Regions from separate parts of the Homo sapiens genome. Here region 2 is linked to region 1. The links are chromatin loops, found by intact Hi-C in ENCODE. Cell type or tissue: PC-3. All regions are shown on one strand. Each heading gives the region's core, and the rest is flanking DNA. Links, peaks and the distances in the headings are about the cores only. Region 1 overlaps LSAMP (limbic system associated membrane protein). Region 2 overlaps LSAMP (limbic system associated membrane protein).

Region 1 (8,466 bases), core at 176-8,175:
CCACCTTACACCTCCCCTTGTATACTGCTGTGAAGAAACACACCTGCCAAGTAAGAACACAGCATGGCATAATGAGTTTGGAATTCCAATTTAAGGTGTTCCTATGTACTGAGATGTATGATGGGAGTAGGCAGACTACTCACTAGGACTCCACGGAGAATGTCAGCTTATATCCACCACAGATCAGTGGGGAAGAGACCTTACAAGTCATTTATCATGCTTCCTAATTGGACCCTGGGGAGCCAAGCACTGCCATAGTTTACTCTATAGTTTCGCTTATCACTGTGCTGATTGTAAAAGAAAATGCTTCCCACATCTCTGTAACACATACCTATGATTAGCACCCAGACATTACCACTGACATAGTCTCTTTACTATCAATCACAGCTAATAGTTCATTCTACTTTTTATCTGCCCCATACTCGCAATAAAGATTCTGACTTAAGCACCCACCTTCTAAACCTCGGAATCTCAGTATGACCTTTTTAACTGCCTAAAAAGCCTAAAAAGACATTTGGAGGCAATAGTAGCATCCTGTAGAAAAAAAAAAAAAAAAGCAGTAGAAAATAACCGTGCCTTGGCCAAGTGTCCATTCTGTTTACCATCCCATGCTCCTTAGCTCACACAGCAGCAAGCATTCCCAGCCATGTTTTATGTTGGAAACTTGCTTGGCCATCCTACAGTGGTTTTTCAACTATACGTGTGGGTTTTGTATGAGTTGGAAGCTGGGGATATTTGGAGAGCAGAAATAGCTAGAAACAAAACAAAGCAAACAAAATGAAACCAAGCAGTAACTTGCACTTCTCTGTTGAATTGCAAGCTAGAGTAACTTGGGAAATTTGTTTTATTTTTCTCCCTTGAAGTTCCAGAACACAGGTAAGTTTATCGCTGACAGCTGTTAAGTGCAGCAGTGCTTAAAAAAAAAAAAAAAAAAAAGACGGAATGATCCCATTAATTGGAGGCTGGTCTTCCGTTGGGAGATCAACCTTCCCATTCTAACTCGTAAATAGTATGATTTTTTTTCTGTATTTAGATGTACTCTCCACTTGCTCTTGCCTTTGCTTTGTAGAGTTTCTTTTAGAGGTCACGTTTTCTTTTCATTATGATTTCTAATCATTAGGAACACAAGAAAGAGGTTACATTCTTGATAGGCAGTTAAAAACTCATTTTTTGGCACAGGTTAAGTTAATTTGACATGCACAATATCTTGACGACACCATTCATTTACTCAAAGAAATATCTTAGTATTTGCTCTGAGCCGGGTTTTGGGGATGACAAAGGAGAATGAAGCAGGTACAGCCTCTGCACTAAGAGGGTTTACAGACCAAATGGAGAAGTACTTAATGAACTAAGCAACCACAGTAAACTTTAAGTCCATGTGAAGATAACTGGTAGGTGTTTGGGGAGAACAAACCAGGGCACATTAGCTAGTCTGGGCTAATGGGGGAAGACTTCCAGGTGAAAGTGAAGTTTAAAAGACAGAAACAGGCCAGGCGTGGTGGCTCATGCCTGTAATCCCAGCACTTTGGGAGGCTGAATCACAAGTTCAGGAGGTTGAGACCATCCTGGCTAACACGGTGAAACCCCGTCTCTACTAAAAAATACAAAAAATTAGCCGGGCGTGGTGGCAGGTGCCTGTAGTCCCAGCTACTCAGGAGGCTGAGGCAAGAGAATGATGTGAACCCAGGAGGCAGAGCTTGCAGTGAGCCAAGATTGCGCCACTGCACTCCAGCCTGGGTGACAGATCGAGACTCTGTCTCAAATAAAAATAAAAATAAAAATAAAAATAAAAGACAGAAAGAGAAGAAGCAGGGGAAGAGAACGACAACCCACTACCTGCAAAGGTCTAGAATCCAGAAAGAACTTAACTCACAGGGATCCACTATAAAGCCTAATAAATTTTTTAAATCTAGAAAAATAATATTTTTTACGTAAGAGTTTATCCTGTCTTGCATCTGGCCTGTTTACAAAAAGAAATAAACATGATAAACCAGTGGAGTTAAAGGTGAGGAATTTCTATAATTTACAACAATGTATGTACATTTCAGAATAGCTAGAATACTTCAAAGATTTCTACATTTCTAGCATAAAGAAAATATAAATATTTAAAGTGATGGATATCCCAATTACCCTCATTTGATCTTTATACCTTATACGAATACATCAAGTTTAAAAAATAAAGATAATTTCTAGAAAAATAAAAATAAAGGTTAGAGATTGGGCATTTTCACCTATATTACACTCAGGACCAGGAAAAGCACTTGTGGGCTTAATTGTATGGTCACACATGGATATTATGTACTGTGTGGTAGGTATTAGTATTTAGGTTTAGCTTTCTGGAGGATACTGACAGCCTGTTATTTAGCAGAATGTCTAGAGAAAACTTGCAGCTTTTCAGTAAGGAGGTTTGATGGTAGGTTTTTATTTTAGTTGTAGAAATAGGTTGTAAGGAGCCATCAGTATTTTCAGAGAGTTGCACAAGGACCTGGCTATAATGTTATATTTGGAGTCACTGACATAGCAGGAGTTATAGATAAACCAAACTTGTTATTGAAGCATTCTGGAACTCCAAAGAATAATGTTGCTGGAAGTAGTCCAAAGCAGAACTACATTTACCAAGTTCTGCACTGCGGTAGTTAGTGCAATAGAGGTAGGTCCAAGGGTGACTCAGAGCATACCAACATTTTTTAATCCCTTATCTCCTTATTTCCAGGAGCTTTAAAAACCCTGGGAAATCTCACAAATTCACTTGTTATCTTTGCATTCAAATTCTGCAGGCCAGTTACCTCGTTTCATGTTATTTGAATGGTTTTGATTTTAAAACATACAAAATGAAAAGGCATATTACGTAGATTAAAGATGGTCTTGCATGCCTTAGGATTTTAAATTTAAAATGTATTCAAAAATAGATCAGAAATTCACAATTTGGGGCTGGAAAATAGAAAGTGAGGGGTAAGACCAGAAAGAATGTAAATCTCTGGAGACCTATCCAAACCTGCATTTTTAATCTTTCTTACCAAGTCAGATAAATGAAAGTACAAAAGGCTTTAGAGTATACATAAAATTTATGTTTTTAAACACAAATATGACATATATAATCTATTTTATGTTTTAACAACTAAGAAGAATCAACAACTAAGTAGATTTAGGTCCGGAAGCTAGTTCTTTTTTTTTTTTTTTTTTAAGACGGAGTCTCGCCCTGTCACCCAGGCTGGAGTGCAATGACTCAACGGTGCAATCTCTGCTCACTGCAACCTCCGCCTCCTGGGTTCCAGCGATTCTCCTGCCTCAGCCTCCCGAGTAGCTGGGATTACAGGTGCATGCCACCACACCCGGCTAATTTTTTGTATCTTTAGTAGAGATGGGGTTTCACCATGTTGGCCAGGCTGGTCTCAAACTCCTGACCTCGTGATCTGCACGTCTTGGCCTCCCAAAGTGCTGGGATTACTGGGATTACAGGCATGAGTCACAGCAACTGGCCTGGAATATAGTTCTTTATTAAATGAGTTGGCTGGTCTCTTAATTACAACAAAGGTCAAAGGGCCAGTTTGCACCCATAGACAAGGGCCAAGGTGCATTTTAGGCACAAGGGCAGAGAAACCTGTTTCTTCTTTAAGACAGAAACTGCATGTCTAGTCCTGAGTACCTTACTGACAGCTGATCCAAATAAATTTACTTCTGGGATTTATCTAATCTTACACATATTTTCAGGTGGCATAGCCCAGAGAAACCCCTTTATTAAACTTAGCCTCTTTGGCATTCTGGAACATTTCAATTCATTGATTATTAAAAACTAAACCTCTCAGGCTAAATAAGAAACTCTCAAAATGTAAGAAAGCTGACTTGGTGCAAGAGACTTAAGAAAGCATTCTCTTTATGTTGAGAGTGTTTAGTGAGACTGCTCTTTCTGTAACAATCCGTATCACCATTGAGCAAAGCCCATAATGGTTAAAGTCAAATCATGCACCTATACTTACTTTATACGACAATACCCAGTACATCAAGCCTCTGGTCAGTAGGACCTCATCAACCTGTATGATAACATTTTTTATTGCATTGCTGTTAAGACCATGTTGCTTTGGAAATTAGGATTCACCCATCTTAGCTTCTCTTTTGCTTTACTACATGGTATCTCCCAGCTGAAAAATGGAGAAAAAATTTATTCTCCTTGTAATGTTGTCAAACTAATGCCAATGCCAAATAATCAGAAAATGATTATTTCCTTTTCTCCACATTTAAAGGTTTTTTTTAAAAAAATGCATTGATTTGTTTTTACAAATAGTTTTCTATTCTGATAATAAATGTTATGCATTCTCATTATGGAAGAATTTGAAAAATATGAAACTATAAAGAAGAAAATAAAGCTCCTGTGTAATCCCTCTCCTTAGAGATAACACCATTAATGCAATATAAACAAATGTTTTGTCTGAATGTTTGAGCTGCCAGTGTACTACAGAATGTTCAAGTTAAAAACATAAAATGTCTTCTATTTTTCCATGCTCTCAGAAGCTGGGCATGTTTCTGTTATTCGTTCAAGGTTATAGCAGAGGCAGGCCCAGGAGCTGCCCTCCTACCTGGGCCAGGGTGCTCTCCACAGTGATGTGCACACCCAAAGTGCTTTCAGGTCTTAGTCAAATATTGACTCACAAGGGATTTCCCTCATGCACCTCCAGGATCCCCAGTAAGAGTCCTCCTTTCAGATGTGGGGGCTCATATGTTCTCTCTCCAAGTTGGCGCATTAATATTTTTCCTTTAATAGATGTGTTCTTTTTAATCCAATGACAATTTAAGCATTTTTTCACATTCTATTCACTATAGAATATTTGATATAAGGAGTGAGGCCCAAATATTTTATTCACGTTTTTCAACAAGAAATTATACCAGCATTATTTTAGTTTGGTTTCATTCATTCATTCAACAAGGAATTAACACCATCTGTCTAGGGCTGCAGTATTCTGGTACTGTCTACTCATGCCTATGTCATTATTTACTCTGACAGAGCACCAAACTGAAGTCCATTTCTAGTCACAGACAACTATAAAGAAGAAAAGCCTTTAGCGGTATTTGAAAGTAAAGTGTAGCATTCCTTGCTGGCCCAAATCTAGCTAAGGGAGGCCAACTTCCTTTCTCAAATATTGATGACATGCTAAGATTGCTTAGTTTTCTCAGCTGGTTTGATGTATACTCTTAGTCATGAGGGCAATGGTCCACCTATTAACTAAGAAAATAGGAAGGCCGGGGGCAGTGGCTCACACCTGTAATCCCAGCTCTTTGGGAGGCCAAGGCGGGCAGATCACCTGAGGTTGGGAGTTTGAGACCAGCCTGACCAACATGGAGAAACTCCATCTCTACTAAAAATACAAAATTAGCTAAGCATGGTGGTATATGCCTGTAATCCCAGCTACTCGGGAGGCTGAGGCAGGATAATTGCTTGAACTTGGGAGATGGAGGTTGTGGTGGGCCGAGATCGGGCCATTGCACTCCAGCCTGGGCAAAAAGAGCGAAACTCTGTCAAAAAAAAAAAAAAAAAGAAGGAAAGAAAGAGAGAAAGAAGAAAGAAAGAAAAGAAAAAAATATAGGAAGAATCTCAAGATTGAGATTCAAATCCATTTCTCTATTTTGACTCTTTTCTTACTTCACTAGCCCCAGAATGAGTACTTTGATTCTCAGAAAACATTATTCTAGAAATATTTGACATTGAGGTTTATACAACATGAATATCATACATGGGAGAATATCAAAAGCTCTAATAATTCAAATATGAATCACAAGGCAAATACTTTTCTATGGCAAAAGAAAAAAATAATATTTACAAGTACAAGCTGCTAATCCCTAAAGCCTCTGAGTGAAGAAATCTGTGAGAAAGAAGTTAATAGCTTTCAAAGTGTGGCTTGAAAATTGAATTAATAAAAATTGCTCCCTTTTAAGCCACTATAATTATAAAGGTTTTATTTTTCAAAAATTTGGCCAATAAATAAATAAACAGAAGTCAGAGGGCAAAACCCATAAATTTCCATGGCAGAATCTTACAAATGTTATGCCTCAGGTCCTTGGCATCAGTGAGGAAGCAGCAGCAGGTATGATCTCCTCCTCTGTTTCTTTTATTACATTTCTTAATAATTTTAACCCTGCCCCTTTCTGCAATTTTCAGGAACTGGAGGATAAAATCCCTACTGAATTTGGACCTTTTCCTGTCCCACTTCTGCAAACACACACTCTTACTAACTCTGGCCCAGAATTTTAAAAGTGCCATTAATTATTCTTATGTCATTTTCAAAACCTGCAGCACATCAGAGGGTTAGCCTTATAGAAAGACTTATGTCACACACATAGAGATAATGTTTTCTTTTTCAAATGGCTGCAGCAGGTTGAAAAATAAGACATTTGTTTTCAAGTAAATACCCTAGAATTAGAACAACTGTGCAAACAATATAAACTCCCCAAACTCTACGTTACCTACATGTGAATGCAAATGAACTCTTATAAGTAGAGGATTAGAGAAAAGTTGTCAAAAGTCAAGACTGAAAGCACTAAACGTCAATTCTTTTCCTTATGAATGTGTTGTACCCTCACTTCATCTCCCAGATATAACTCAAAGAAAGCAAAATGCCAAAATTTTCCACACATAAAGATATGAAGATTTCCTAAGATAATGAGGGAGTTCCCAAACTATAAACTGTAGAGTTTCCAATGGAGCATCTTTCATCTTTGCAACACTCACTTGAATTTTTTCAGAGATGTGGATGGAGGGAGGGGGAGAGAGAGAGACAGAGAAAGAGAAAAAAATCACATCACGTAGTGAGAGATAAGAGCAAGAGATCATAGTAAAGGGTAAGAAGAAGAATAAATCTTCAAAAGAAACTTGGGCTTTTATTTGTTAAAGTTCACATTTTTATTAGTCAGGAAGGTGTTTTAAAATAAAGCTCAGCCCTCCAGAAAATGTTCTACCTGCCAGGATTTGGGAAATAAGGCAAGGACCTCCTGGCCCCATTGGCTCTTCAAATAACTGTGAATTCCCAAGAATAATCTCACCTTAGGTTCAGGCACCGTGGTTCTAAAAAGAAAATAGAATCTCCCCTCTCTAGAATCTTATCTAGGGTAACACTTGAGGTATTAATTGATTCATTCAGTCTCTCATTTTCTTATTTATTTATGCATTCAGGTATTTCTTCAGCATATCTACTGGACCATTCTTCTGTGCTAGAGAAATACCAAGCTGAGGATAGAGTAGTGAACAAGGCAGATGTATTGTCTATGCCAATAAGAGAGGTTGAATCAATGTTTTTAATGGTGCAGGCTAATGTGGCTGGGTGTAATGAATCTGAAAGTCAAAAATCAAGGACAGATTAGCTTAAATAAATGTCTCGAGGCACTTGCCTTTCCTAATATTAAATCATTTCCCCATTGTCTCCTTCTACCACCTCATCAGGAGCTAAGATCTAAGCATGTGATGGTAAGGTTCTCCAGAAAGCCTAGTACATTCTCTATACTAGAATCTCCCAGTGTTGTGTTTTGCATTGCTTCAGTCGATTTACCTTTCTCTATTATACCTTGTACCTTCACTGCCATACTTATTTGTTAAGTGTATTTGCTGAAGCAAGATTAATATTTAGTTAGAAGTCTTCCTGAAAGGCATAAAAATCATAGGTTCCAGGTTGTGTTCTAAGCACGGTGCCCTGGAAATCTCTGCAAAAATTATATCCCTGGCAATGCAGTTCGATTCACGAACATGAGATTGCATTTTCACTAGAAAAGTAAAAATAATGTTTAGGTGTTAAATGCAAAAAAAAATTCTGTCTATAACAACAGAAAATCCCCTCTTAAAGAGTACTATTTCATGCCTGGCCTGACACTGGAAAAAAAAAAAAAAGTGTTTATTTCTCCCACTATTGCCACCTCGTGGACAAAGGTGATTCATCTGCACAGCACGTAGGAGCATGTCTTAGTATTACCACAAGATGGCAACACATAACCACATTTTCAAAAATGTGCTCAGAATGTTCTGCTCCTACAGAAGGTGATGGGTAGGAAATAAGAGTCCAAAATAAGAATTCCATTCTCTTTTCCTAAAGAAAAATGGAATCCCAACTGTTAAGATCTTTAGGATTTCACAAAGAAGTTGATTTATTACAGGCATAGGGAGGAGTACTTAACATTTAACTGGCAACCTGTTTTGCTTTTTAAAGATATTTCAAGCAAATGTATATTTCATATCTGAATTTTTCTGATATTAGCTTCACAGAGTAGAATATTTGGGAATTTTTTATATGCTTCTTGTAATCAACTTTCTCTAGTTGATTCATAGGGGAGCATCTGTTTCCTAAGAGATCCATTAGAATCCATTAGAACATGTAGATTCTTACCCACACCTATGCCAGTGACAGGTTAACGCAGGCACATTGCTAGACTTTCCCTGATCAAAATATGCCCTAATCAATCCGCTTTCCTGTCACTTTTTTTTTTTTG
Region 2 (8,466 bases), core at 367-8,366, 54 kb before region 1:
AGATTTCTTAATTACAGAGCCTGAGACAGTGTGTTAGGTGTATGTGAGTTATTGAGGAGTGTTGCTCAGAAAAACCTATAAGCAGGAGAGAAGTGGGATAGGAAAGAGGAAAGGTTCAAAAAAGAATATTGCCTTAGGAAAACTCTCACCTTGTCCTGATACATGGTGATGCTCTATATTGTAAATAGCACTGCAGAGTTTTCTCACCTTGAGACAAGGGGCTTCACTTTTTAAACCTTGAAACAGTCTATCATTAATCACTTGGGAGCAGGGAAATTGTAACCAGCCAGGAATTTCTGGACATATTGGCTATCATCCACCAGCAATTCTCCAGAGAGGGCCCCAGGTGGATGTTACTAATCACAGTTCTAAGAACAGCTGAGAGACAGGTGCACGTTCAGGAAAGGGAATCTGGACTGGGTATTTAAGGCATCTACTGCAATAATCAATAAATATTTATTAGATGAGTGAAGGGATGGGTATGACCCAATCTGACTCTAAAACAAATTCACATTTTATGGGAAGGATGATATTTTCCAATTTGTCTTTATGGCAATGAATCTTATTCAACACACTGCACATATCCCATCTGGCTTAATCAGTGTCATTTTAGAACCCACACTTAAGTAGCAAGTGAATATAAACAACCGCCAAGTCCAAGAACACAACCAGTCAAGAAGCAGTAAAAGGATGCTTGCTCTTAATATAGCTCTTATTGACAAGGAAGGCAACACTATTCATAAGCAACTGTATGGATGAGATGATTAACAAGGTCGGTGGAAGAAATACTAACCTAGCACACTGCAAGGCTGAAAACAATGCAGAATGACTCTATAATACTCACAAAAGAATTGGAAATACAGAGTAGACAAGTAACATCCAAATATGGATTGCTTTTTCTAAATGGGTCCAAGCTAGTCCTCAAATGTTAGAAGGCACAGGTGTGACAATTTGATTTACTAATGCTCAGGAGGTTTTCAAGAGTGTCCAGGCTGGCAAAGAGCAATGGTTATGTGCATAACACTTTTCATGAACATGGTCACATGCCACCCTTAGCGGCAGCAGCATTTATGAATGCAAGTGGCAAACTGTAAAAACACTACTTGTTGAAGTATGATATTAATAACTTGGGTGTAAGGATGACAGATCTTACTGGAAATGGCACATAATGGCACTATGTACAGTATTTTATTTATTTATTTATTTATTTATTTATTTATTTTTGAGACAGAGTTTTGTTCTATTGCCCAGGCTGGAGTGCAGTGGCACAATCGGTTCACTGCAACCTCGGCCTCTTGGGTTCAATGGATTCTCATGCCTCAGCCTCCCAAGTAGCTGGGATTACAGGTGCCCGCTACCACACCTGGCTCATTTTTTTGTATTTTTGGTAGAGACAGGGTTTTACCATGTTGGTAGGCCGGGCTGGTCTCGAACTCCTGACCTCAAATGATCTTCCCGCCTCAGCCTCCCAAAGTGCTGGGATTACTGGCATGAGCCACCACACCCAGCCTATGTACATTATTTTAATATAGCAGATTTTTAATGTTTAGGCCTCAAAGTAACCATGATCTTTTAATCTGATTTTCAAACTTATTAAAAATATTCTCTATTTACTCAGTGGTTACATTAATTTTACTCATAATCCTGACCTTATGTTTTCCCAGTGATTTAGAAGTTTTGGTAAACAAACAGAATTTTCAGCGTAGTCCTTTATTAAAATAGAGACCCTGGGATATTAAAGTTGTTTTCAAGAGCATCTCAAGAGGAAAATTTGGTTGTCAAATATTTATATTTGTTGGTGCCCTTTGATTGTAAACAACAGAAACTAACTCGCCTGACAAAAGGCAAAACAAAATTTAAGAATTTGAAGTAAATTATAAATTTAAAGGAAAAATGGAACAATATATTCTTTATAAGGCAAAATAAGGCAACTCTTAAGAAGGAGTTGTTTGGGGAGTTTCTCTATAACATGATGCCATTAATGAAACTCGTTATCTGAGACACTCCATTCAAGTTTCACATTTCCAGGAGAGAGTTTTATTAGTCTAGCCTAAGTCATTTTTCTCTCTTGGATCAATCAGTGTGTCCAGAGAATAGTGACACAGAAATGGTCACCGGAGAAATCACTGATATCCACTCTGCTATCCCAGTGTATGTTGGTTTAGGCATTAGAGTTTGTCCTTGGAATATCTGTTGCATTCAGTGTATTCAAATCTGTAAGATCTTTTTATTTTTACCTTTGTGTTTCTTTGCTGGTTCTTAATTCTTATACCTAATTAGAATTTTTTTCAATGATAAATTGAATGAATTCAGATTCACAAACACCAAGCTTATGTTTTATGCTAACATTTTAAACTCACATTAAGGGTTTTGATCTGTGATATAGGGATTACCATAAAAATTTTTAATAAAGAACCTGAAAAGGAAGGCTATATTTGTAGTACCCAGGGCTTATATCCCATGGCTCTGAGTTTTACCCAGGCCTCTTTTGTGAAAAGTTAGTCTCTTTCTTAATAAGATGCCATTATTTCTCATCTACACATTGGCTTAGCCAATTAGCCAATTTTAAATTGTTCAGGGGTAACTACTAGTCTTAAAATTGTCACTCAACTGTGAGCCCCTGAAGGACAAGAACCCTGCCCTCCATTGGTACAGCCCATGCTTAATGGAGCATGTTATAGGCACTAATGATATGTTTTCTTGATGGATGAGTGAATGACTACGTCTCTTTCTACCTTCTAATGTCAGCTTTTTATTTATTATTTACAGTATAAACCAATACATACAACATCTATATAAATTTATAAAACCCATATTAGTCAGTATTTCCACCTGATATAACTAATAAATGTTTCAGTGACTGGAGTGGAACTTGAAATTCTTTACTAGTATAAAGTTTAAACTTTATCTTTGGGTTTTATTTGTGTATTTATGATATTCCAAGTCTCCAATGGCTTGGGTAATTTGAAATTGACAATTTCCATTAATATTGTTAAATGTACACATTTGTAGATCTGTGTCATGGGTAACAGAAAAGGGTAGATAAGTGTATCTTCACAATAAATCTGAACCCATTTACTTGCTTGGCTGGATTTGTACTTCTTGGATCATAAAATTTGTCCTCTGTAAGCCCAAGGAATGGTAATAATGACATAAACTTGACTGAACTTGCAGCCCCAAAGGCATGAGAGTGATTATGTAGGGCCTATTATAAATTTGCTGTCATGTAACTTTCATCAACATTTTGAGACATGTGTCCTGCAGCTTTGGAGTAATGTATTCAACTTACAGACATGGCAAATACCAAGGCTTCAGAAGCATCAGTCTCCACTACTCAAGTTGACCCCATAATTCACCAAAACTAATCAGATCTATCATATCCTTTATAGCTGCCATACACATAGCATTCCCAAGTAATTCTAACTCCTGGAATTGGTGACATGGGCCACCATTGTTGTTGTTATTATTATTACAATTCTATTAGAATAGCATGTTCTCACCTGAATGTGGTGGCTCACGCCTGTAATCCCAGCACTTTGGGAGGCTGAGGCAGGTGGATCTCTTGAGGCCAGGAGTTCTAGAGCAGCCGGGCCAACATGATGAAATCCCATCTCTACTAAAAATATAAATATTAGCCTGGCATGGTGGTGCATGCCTGTAGTTCCAGCTACTCTGGAGGCTGAGACAAGAGAATCGCTTGAAGCCAGGAAGCGGAGGTTGCCGTGAGCTGAGATCGTACCACTGCACTCCAGCCTGGGTAACAGAGCAAGAGTCTGTCAAAAAAAAAAAAAAAAAAAAAAAAAAAAGAATAGCATGTTCTCAAAGTATCAAGTAAATCTTTTATTGGTTAATAATGTCTGAGGCAGATGCGTTTTCTTATCTCTTCCTTGTTTGTCACTCTTTATAACCAGAACAACAATACTTCATCATTGTGTTTCTTAAATGTAACATATCCCATAACCAGTGGTAGTAGGCTTGGTACAAAGTGCCCTCCTTCACCTTTCCCTTGGTCTCCATCTTTCTAGATGGCCTCATGCTAAGAGATTACTGTTCTGGGAGGACATTCATCAAGAGTCTCACTTTTCTGTGATATTCCCCTTTCTGAGTTCTGATTACCACATTTAAGACTGTGGATGCCAAGAATCCTCATCTTATCAAATCAGCATTGGTACTCCCACACTTCACATATACTGCAGAACAATCGTGTCTCCGCGTATGGCCCAGGGAGATGGAGCTCATTGGCCTGATGGCACACCTTCTTTCCTATTAAGTTTAAAATCCTGACTGTAGTAGGTCAAAACAGCTTGGTTACTGTGCTTATTGCTACGTGTCATCATTTGCTTGCTTAGCTGTCTCTTCAGTAGCCTGTGATCTACCTAAGGATGGGAACCACATTTTAAAAAATTTTTGCAACCCCCCTCCCCAAAATATCATAGCACCAGATGCATAGTTTCTGATGCTCCAACAGACCAAATTATTCCCTTGCTGAAGGACACAGAAAGCATGCCCACGTGATTAGAAGCTTTGGCCAGGATATCACATTTGTGGCAGCAAAGTGAAAATAAAACAAAGCTTCAAAATATTTGAGGGAAAAGAGAGAGATGTGTTAAAAGTCCAGAAACTTTCCTCTGCTTCTAGTAGGGAAGGGATGCCTTTTTTTGAAACAAAATACTACACTCTGGGCCCGTGCTCTTGATGAGATTAGCACATAATGCTGATAAGATCTGAGCTACATTGTCGTTCTGTTTTTATTTTTTGTAGGCATTACGCTCATGTATAAATGTTTGAAAAAGAAAAAAGCTACTCATTTTGAAATGTTATGTCTGTGAATAAAATATGTACATGTATTTGAGACTCGGTTTGACACTACAACAGTATATTTAAGATAAACTATTTATCTTCCACAAACACATTTCACTGTTTTAACACATCCATTTGTTTCTGGAATGAAGGCAGAGGCATGAGGGTGGGAGGGAGGAAGGAGGCAGGAAGGAGAAAAAAAAAACAGGGAGCTTTGTGTTGTGATATTTCAGCTTTTCTCTTGATGGCAAAATTCTAACTGGAATAAGGTTTTGTTATCCCGGATGTCAGTTCACAAATCATGAATTAAGAAGCTCAAGCCAAGTGGCACCTAGCAGTAAAACTGGCATTTCTCAAAATATTGGCAGATCGAGCAAGCAACTGTTGATTTTAAATGTTTAATGAGCAATATGTTACTTATTCCGGTAATATTGTTGTGTTTGCCTAACCTTTCTCAGACTGCCTCCTTCTGCTTTATTGCTGGAAAGCTTCCAAAATGGAAGGGGCGAGTTAGGGAGGGGAGAGAGTGTGGACAGTTCTTATGAAGAAAAACTATAAGAAGAAAGAATTCATTAATATTGCTCTCCTGATGATGAAGAACTATCCGTGTCTTCTCAGAATCATAACTCAGGGACTTAGATGGCATTTTAGAATCCCAACATATTTTTCCTCACACATGTATGATCACAATGGATAAGAGAAGAATATAGGAAGAAAAAAATAGAATGAAAGAGGGGTAGATAAACCTGCTGAGGGGTGGTTGTAACAAGAATTCTAGAATAACTAGAAAGCGCTGGATGAGGAGATCTTAAGAGTAAAATCATGATGACAGAAACCTGGGTGAAGTCACTGCACATGGTTGTGATGGCAGAGTTGACCCAGAGAATGAACCTGTGGCAGAATTTTAATAGAAATCAAATCAGTGGAGTAAAAGAGTAAGATAGAAATCAATAGTAACCTCGTACTCAGTGGCAGACAGTGCTTGGCTTCTTGGTCCCATTTTACAGTTAAACACTACCAATACACACTCATTTCTTAGCAGGACTGGTTGGTGAGTCTGAATGCATTACTGGTCAGAGTGTGTAAAATGTCTGATGGAAATTAAACCTCTGTCAAGGAAAGTTAATGATCCCTATGCAAACTGAGGGTATTATTTGTAGCCTTAAAAAAAAAAAAAAAAAGCTTTTTCCTTTTTTTTTTTTTAAATCAGAACAGTTTCTTTTAGCAAAAGTGAATGAGGAACTGCAGGCATTACTGAGTAAGTTTGAAATCCTCTACAGGACTAATGCAGATAATTCATGCAAAATATCTGAATCAGTAAGGGTGTTAAAATGAAGATAACCCTATGACTGATAAGCATGAAAAATTAGCTACAGAGACAAATCTCCTCAACAGAGCTCTCATTATAGTTGGGAACAGAAAGAAATTTCTCAATGCTCTAAGAATTAAAATAAAAGAAAAAAATCAATTACCTGTTTGTGGAAGTTAGGGGAGAATTTTGCCTTTATAAAAATACATCAGAAGCCTGCTGTTAATGGTACTTAAGGCATTGGGGATGTTGTTTCTAAATTTCAGTAGAAAAATATTGTTGTATAGAGCTCATTCAGGATCACATTTTTAAAAGTTATTTCAAAATATATATCTATTTCCACTCTTCCAAGCTTGTGTTCATGTAGATGGGAACTATGATTTTTTTTTAACACAATCATAAGGCCTATTTTTGGTATTGGGCTCAAGAACCCTGGAAATAATGCTAATGAGGTAAGAACAATGAGGACAATTTCCCTAATCTAGCGAGCTTTGCCTGCTCCTTTGACCACAGTCTTTAACCCTGGAAGTGACCCCTCACATGAATATTCAGTCACAATAGCAATAGCTTGTCAAAGAAAAATTATTTGAGATTCATCATTAAGGAGTCATCATTTATTGAGTATCTACTATGTGACAGGCCTAGCACATAGTGATATTTGGGATAATATTGTAATTATTCTGAACCCTTTAGTAATAGGTTTCTATTTATAGAGAGACGGCTACAGTGCAGCAATTTTGATAACCCATCACATTCGTTAAAATAAAATGCAGCAGCCACTTATCAAACCCCTACTTTAATATTTCACTCAATTAAATATTTCGGTACAGCAATGAGTGAGAGCAGGAGGAAAATCTTATTCAGGAAGTGAAGTTAAAGAATATATTTGGGACAAATACATTCAAATGTTAGGTTAAGGTTACTCGCCTCGCTTCTTCTGATGGAAAGGAAAAAGATAACATCTCTTCTGAGGAAAATATTTGGGTAAGGACCTCTAGAATAATTTGTGATTGGGATTGAAAGTAGTAGATAGTTTGTGTTACCTTTTACTCACTATCCAATTCCTAATCTATCTTTTGAATTTGTTATAAAAAGAAATAAAAGAAACGATGTTCTCTCATATGGTTGAGAATTACCTGAGATAATATTGATGTGTGTAGAAAGCCTTAGGTAAATAACAGCTATTTTTATTAAATGTGTCTGTTTAATTTGAGGAAAACGTTCATTCTCTTTTTTTTTTTAAAGTACCTTCTATGTGCTGAAAATTCCTCATTTGAGAAGAAAATACTTCTCCTTTGGATCTCCACTTCAGTGGCTTTTTCTTAGGTGATCCTTCTTAACCTCCCTAACCAAGTGAAAACTCTCTTTTATCCACTCTTTCACTCGAGATATCTTGCCTGCTTCACACTGAATAGAGTTATAACTTAGGCTTAAATAACGTACATACATACATTTAGATGGTAGCTTCATGAAGTTGAAGACAGGCTGGTTTATTCACCACTGTGTCTTCACTCAGCATCTAGTGCAGGGTCTGGCCTGTAATAGGCACTCAATAATATATTTAATTGTATGTATAAATAAATGTACAAGTCAATGAAGCAATGGGGGAATATATAGATAAATGGGCCTGGAGCAGAGACTTTACAAATCTTATGGTATAGCTGGGGAGACAAAATGTATACAAATGATGATAGTACAGCCTGATTTGTGCTACAATCACCGCATGAACAAATTTTTTGAGAGAATAGAGACAAAACAAAACAAGACAAAAACCTAGGGGTTGAGAATAGGGATAGTTTCAAGCAGGGCTTAGGAAGAAGAAGCAGGAGAAGGAAAGATGCTGAGACAGACTTCCTAAAGGAGAGGGCATTGGAGCTGGTTCCCAAAGACTGAGGAGAAGGAACCCAGAAAGAGAAAGGAATGTCTTTTTGGAGGAGGAGAGACAGCATGTGCCGTTTACATTAATCAATCTACGTGCTGAAATCTAAAAGCTCCAACTCTGTTATATCAAACAAAACTGATGTTTTGCAATATTCAGAGGCAATATTCAAGTCTTCATTAGATGTAAATATATAATAAAAACTATGAAAAGGCTCCAAGAGAGAAAGATAAACTTAGAAAAGGGCAGAAGCTCAGAGTGTAATATATTTCTTATTACATAGAGGCTCTGCATCCTGCAAATGGGTAGTAGTCAGTGCCTTCAGAAATGCACCATCATAGACTGATTCCTACGTGGAAGGTCAAATCCTGGGGTGATCTTTAGAGGGAACAAATGGGAAGCAAGCTAGAGGCTCTCCAGCAGGCTAGGACAAGAAAGCTATTAAATATAACTGTGGGCATTTACTTACAGATGTGAT

What was found. Peaks named below come from ENCODE experiments on the same cell type or tissue, not always from the same donor. Only the 100,000 strongest peaks of a DNase experiment are listed, where the experiment ranks them.
Region 2: a loop joins it to region 1, with 3 times the contacts of the local background. A loop is called at or near these places in 2 of 110 quality-filtered maps.

The regions. Positions count from the first base shown.
Region 1 is chr3:115,819,427-115,827,892 of GRCh38, reverse strand. All of the region lies in intron 6 of LSAMP (limbic system associated membrane protein), which reads left to right. All of the region lies in intron 1 of LOC124906269 (a long non-coding RNA gene), which reads right to left. Among named protein-coding and RNA genes, the nearest start is that of SNORD155, 81 kb to the left of the region's middle. RefSeq lists an enhancer at 7,788-7,907. In PC-3, for the core only: a CTCF peak has its summit at 7,914; DNase peaks (open chromatin) are centred at 5,082 and 7,932; H3K27ac peaks cover 1,447 bases.
Region 2 is chr3:115,873,794-115,882,259 of GRCh38, reverse strand. All of the region lies in intron 3 of LSAMP (limbic system associated membrane protein), which reads left to right. The region is part of intron 1 of LOC124906269 (a long non-coding RNA gene); the gene reads right to left. Among named protein-coding and RNA genes, the nearest start is that of SNORD155, 27 kb to the left of the region's middle. In PC-3, for the core only: no CTCF peak of the experiment used is centred there; no DNase peak of the experiment used is centred there.